Linked DNA regions of Homo sapiens: region 2 is linked to region 1. A link is a contact called in ENCODE Hi-C or POLR2A ChIA-PET data. All regions are on one chromosome and are shown on one strand. Each heading gives the region's core, a stretch centred on a gene start or an enhancer-like site at or near the end of the contact. The rest is flanking DNA. Distances are from core to core; before and after follow the strand shown.

Region 1 (2,700 bases), core at 146-2,645:
TTGTTACAGGGTCTTTCCCCTAACCCCACTTAAGCTCTACCAAGTGCGGTGATGGAAACAGAAAGAAACTGAAAGCATTGAAACAGTCAGCAGAGAGACAGAAATGAGAATGGGTATTTATTGAGGAGACAGAGAAGGAAAAAAAAACCTCTAAATTTAAGGTCAGAGTTGGGGCCTTGCATCCAGGAATAGTGGCTCGAGTAGCAATGATAAGAACCCGATTGAATGGGAAGTCAACCGAAAGGGAAATCCAGGGGACTGTGAGCCATTGGCAGCCACCCTGGGACACATGCAGCCCTCCCCAGGTGTCATCCTTTGGCTGATCTCAGCACCCGCACTCAGGGCTGGGCCACCCCAGGGCCGACCTGCAAAGTTAGGCAAGCCACTAATGAAGCATGATGACACACTCACAGGGGCATGAGTGGTGTCTCATCACAGCCAGGGCACAGCCCAGACCCACCAGATGACCCTTTTCTTGTGAGGATTCCCAAGTCTATGACTAATGCTAATTAACCCTGACTCACAGTAGCACTGAGCACACAGAGGTCATTATCTCCACTGGAAGGAGTGGGGAAACTGAGGTGTGGAGTGGGGAAGCAGCTTTGCTCCATCAGTGTCACCAGGTCAGGAGTTGATCCTCCCTGCCCTTCTCAAAAGCCCGTGAGGCTGTTCTTGGTAATCAGCAGTAGACACTTCCGGTGGGGCTAAGGGATAGGGCCTTTCCCCACTGCTGTTTCCACGTGAGTCAGAGCCACAGAACTGGAAGCAGAGTTGTAGACTACTTGGTCTAATCCCTGAGGAGTCTGAAGGCCAGAGTGGGGAGTGAAGGCCAAGATCACACAGCAGGTTGTGGCTGAGCCACGCCTAGAATCCTGAGGCTTCTTGCTGAGTCCCCTTCTTGCACTACAGTCATCATGACAGAGCAGAAGAGAGGCAGTACCCTGTGAGAGTTAGGAGCACCAGCTCACTAGCCAGAAGTGGTGGCACGTGCCTATAGTCCCATTATACTAGGGAGGCTGAAGTGGGAGGATCGCTTGAGCCCAGGAGTTCGAGACTGCAGTGAGCTATAATTGCACCACTGAACTCCAGTCTGGGTGGCAGAGCAAGACACCTTGTTTATAAAAAAGAAAAATAAAGGGGGACAAAAAAAAAAACACCAGCTCTAGGTCAGGTAGCTTGGCAGGTGGATCTAGCAGGCTCTAGGTTCCATAGCCTGGGTACAGATCCTGGATTCACTGGTCACCAGCTGTGTGTTTCTGAACCTATGACTCAGCCTCAGCTTCCTCATCTGTAAATTAGGGATAATACTAGTAGCTGTGTCACAGGAATGTTTTGAGAATTCATTGGCATATGTGAAGTGCTTAGAGCAGTGCCTGGCACATGAGAAGTGCTCAGGAAATAGTAGCTGTTTGTTTAAGCTGGCTGTTTAAGCCCAGTTGCCTCTCTGGCCAAGTGTCTCCAGCTTGCCTGGTCTTTTGGGACTCCTGAAGGAAGGGAGCACCAAAACTATAGGTGTTAGGATCATGAGAAAGACACATACCAGTATCTCCTCACCAGACTGTCTGTGGTCTCAGTAGGCCTCTTTCAGCCCAGCGGCCTCCATGCCACCATCAGACAGCACAGGTGCTGGTGGATCAGCGCCAAGCCCAGCTTTAGAAGCATTGGGAAGCACCTTGGCAACAAGACATAAACCAAGATAACCACATTCCTACCAGTCTCCATGGACCCTGGCTCCGGGCCTGGCAAGGCCACCCTCAGGAAATGGCGGTACAATGACGACAGGAAAGCTTATGACAGGCATCACCCTGCTGGGCTGAGAACACTGGCTTGTTTGTCCAGCACAGCTTACCTGAGTCACCCATTGTGGAGTCTGCAGCCACCTGGGCCTGGAGCTAGGCCAGCAGGCTGCTTGGAGTCTGGAACACCTTCTGCGGGCTGAATCTGGCTAGGTCCGGCACTTGCTGCCTGTCCCCTCCTCAGAAAGCAGGTCAAGGCAGTTTGGCTCCGTAGATCTGGCTCCAAACAGTGAAGAGCCTGGTGGGGCCTGACAACAGTTCAGAGACGCAGAGCCTCCTCTGTGGGAAACAGAATGTGAACCGAGGCCTTAGAGTGTTTGGAAAATCAGCTCCACGAATCAGAGATGGACCGGGCAGCAGCTTCTCCCTCTCCTCCATCCCATGCTACACCCGTAGCCACTCTCTGTGCCCCACTGGTCCTCAGGGGGCCCTGGGCTCTCTTGCCAAGTCTCAGCACTGCCCAGGCCCATGCAGCCGGTCAACAGTGACTGGGCTCAACTCCCACTAACTCAACCTGGGGGTTTTCCAAAGTGAAATGAGGAACAAAATAGGTGCTATGTTTCACAGTACCAAGTTTTAAAATACTAATAAAATTAGAAAATACTTTTTCAGGCCGGGAGCAGTGGCTCACGTCTGTAATCCTAGCACTCTGGGAGGCCAGGGTGGGTGGGCCACATGAGGTCAAGAGTTTGAGACCAGCCTGGCCAACATAGTGAAACCCTGTTTCTACTAAAAATACAAAAATTAGCTGGGCATGGTGGCGTGTGCCTGTAATCCCAGCTACTTGGGAGGCTGAGGCAGAAGAATCGCTTGAACCTGGGAGGCAGAGGTTGTAGTGAGCCGAGATTGTGCCACTGCACTCCAACCCGGGCGACAAGGCGAGACTCTGTCTCAAAAAAAAAAA
Region 2 (2,700 bases), core at 60-2,559, 480 kb after region 1:
TGGGCCCTATTGGGTGGACACTGCTGTTTATAGCTCCCCTTGTGAAGCGTTTTTGGCAAATACGATGACAGTCCGCATGACAGTGACTGGGGACACATGAGTGAGCCCCTGAGCTCGCAGCCGCAGTTTGCATGGCCTCCCCGAGTCTGCACTCTGAGGCTCTGCCTCCAGCCTGACGTCTCATCACAGCTTCTCTACCTCCTAGTCTATATCCTACCTTCTATATCCTAGTCAGGGAGAGAACACACAAAATTGAAATAACTGCAGACGGCTGTTCACCGCATGACAGATCCAAGGTGCGAATAAGGAAATGTAGATTCCAGCTGGGTGTGTCAGGAGCGGTGAAGGGCGAGCAGGCAGGTGTGGACTGTTTTCTGTGGGAGGTGGGTTCGAGGCCTCAGAGGGTAAAGGAGTGGGGTGGGCCAGGTGACTAGTAGCCCAGGTGTGGCCTTGAGACTGGGGGGCAAGGTGTGCAGGGGCAGAGGGAGGATTGGCTTCTCTGCGCCGCGAGGGGAGAGAAGGCTTCGAGCAAAGGACTGGGGTGGTGGCCGGTCCTTCTGAGAAAGCCTCTCCCTTCTATCTGCCACCCACCCCACCCTGCCCCCACGCAGAGAGAAAGCCTCGGGGCATGGGGGCCTCTGCCCTGCATCTGCTGTCCCTCCGCCGCCACCTCTCTCAGAGACCTGGAACAAAAAGGGAGAAGCCTTGATTTTATTTTGTATTTTGTATTGTTGTAAAATATACATAAAATTTACCATTTTAACCATGCTTAAGTGTATAAATTAGCAGCATTAAGACCCTTCACAATGTTGTGTAACAATCACTGACATGCATTTAGAACCTTTTCATCATCCCAAACAAATGCTCTAAACAATAACTTCCCAGCCAGGTGTGGTGACACACCCTGCAGTCCCAGTCCCAGCTACTTGGGAGGCTGAGGCCTGAGGATTACTTGAGCCTTGGGAGGTGGAGGTTTCAGTGAGGCACGATTGTGCCACTGCATTCCAGCCTGGGTGACAGAGCGAGACTCTGTCTCAAAAAAAAACAAAAACAAAAACAAACAATAATGAGTTTCCATTCCAGCCCCTCCTCAGCAACACCCCCCTCCCACACACCACCACCACCACCACCACCACCACCACCACCACCACCACCAGCACTATTCTACATTGTGTCAATGAACTCACCTATTCTAAATTACTCATCTAGGTGAGTCATAGAATATTTGTCCTTTTGGGTCTGGCTTATTTCACTCAGCAGAATGTTTTCAAGGTTCATCACTGTTGTAGCATGTGTCAGGATTTCCTTCCTCTTTAGGGCTGAATATTGAGTGAACGCATCACATCTGTTTATCCATTTGTCTGCTCATGGACGCTTGGTTTGATTCCACCTTTTGGTCATTGTGAATAATGTTGCAATGGAAATTGCGGACAAGTATCTGTTTGGCTCCCTGCTTTCATTTCTCTTAAGTATACCCCTAGAAGGGGAATTGCTGGGTCATGTTCTATGTTTAACTTTTTGAGGAATATCCCAAACTGTTTTCCACAGTGGCTGCACTGAACCTTGATCTATTTTTTAAATTTTTTATGTTTTTTTTTTTTTTTTTGAGACAGAATCTCACTCTGTTACCCAGGCTGAAGGGCAGTGGCATGATCTCGGCTCACTGCAACCTCCACCTCTTGGATTCAAGTTATTCTCCTGCCTCAGCCTGCCAAGTAGCTGAGATTACAGGTGCCCACCACCACACCCAGCTAATTTTTTGTGATTTTAGTAGAGACGGGGTTTTGCCATGTTGGTCTGACCTCGAACTCCTGACCTCAGTTGATCCGCCTGCCTCAGGCTCCCAAAGTGCTGGGATTACAGGCCTGAGCCACCACGTTGGCTTTTTTTTTTTTTTTTTTTTTTTGAGATACAAGGTCTCACTCTGTCACCTAGGCTGGGGTGCAGTGGTGCAATCTCAGCTCACTGGAGCCTCGAACTCCTGGGCTCAAGCAATTCTCCCGCCTCAGCCTCTCAAGTAGCTGGGACTAGGGGCATGACCCACCACATCTGGCTAATTTTTTAATTTGTTTGTAGAGACAGGGTCTCTCTCTGTTGGCCAGGCTGGTCTTGCACTCCTGGCCTCAAGTGATCCTCCTGCCTCATCCTCGCGAAATGCTGGAATTACAGGCATGAGCCACCATGCCTGGCCACTTTGATCTATTTTAAAGGAAAAATGAATCTATTCTAAAAGCCTCATGCTTGGCAGGGAGGGATGGTCTACCAGCCAGATTTCAGGAGCCCAGAACCTCACTGCACTATGAAATCACATAACCAACTGTGGAGGTCCCATCTTAGCTAGAGGCACAATGACAAACTGGCTGCATCCAAAAGAGGGCGACCTAAGAGGGGGTCATGTCAAGTAAAAAGCGTCTGAAGGGATTGGGTGTCTGAGGCATCCCTCTTCACAAAGAACTGCCCCCAGGGTTATGAAAGGCCACTTTGCAGCAGGGTGGATAGACCTGCCTGCAGCCATAGAGGCAGGACCCGGGGTCTGGGTTGGGCCTGTGTGCGAGCTTCCAGGGACCAACTTTGGCTGCACACTGCTCTGAGGGCTGGAGGGTAATCTCCAAGGCTCCATGACTCTGCCAGGGCAGGAGAAGAAGACATCACAGAAGACATCATGCTCCGTGAGATTCTCTTGTTGTTAATTCTGCTTTG

What was found. A loop is a pair of places that touch in the nucleus more often than their neighbours do. ChIA-PET counts read pairs that join two places held with the same protein, here RNA polymerase II (POLR2A). Pooled maps may share reads with other maps.
Region 2: a loop to region 1 is called in a pooled map, with 8 times the contacts of the local background. The contact joins two enhancer-like sites. A Hi-C loop is called at or near these places in 4 of 50 pooled maps. POLR2A ChIA-PET finds 5 or more read pairs at or near these places in 4 of 52 experiments (BJ, H1, OCI-LY7 and 1 more).

Annotation. Positions count from the first base shown.
Region 1 is chr7:130,008,251-130,010,950 of GRCh38, reverse strand. It overlaps UBE2H-DT (UBE2H divergent transcript), which reads right to left. Exons shown (of 4, transcript XR_007060520.1): 3 at 1,850-2,075. Among named protein-coding and RNA genes, the nearest start is that of ZC3HC1, 42 kb to the left of the region's middle. RefSeq lists enhancers at 515-1,714, 1,511-2,010, 2,098-2,167, 2,268-2,347. Within about 2 kb of position 1,395, at least 22 of the 41 ENCODE cell types and tissues checked have a DNase peak (open chromatin) inside an H3K27ac peak, as active enhancers do.
Region 2 is chr7:129,529,545-129,532,244 of GRCh38, reverse strand. No RefSeq gene overlaps it. Among named protein-coding and RNA genes, the nearest start is that of SMKR1, 28 kb to the right of the region's middle. Within about 2 kb of position 1,309, at least 3 of the 41 ENCODE cell types and tissues checked have a DNase peak (open chromatin) inside an H3K27ac peak, as active enhancers do.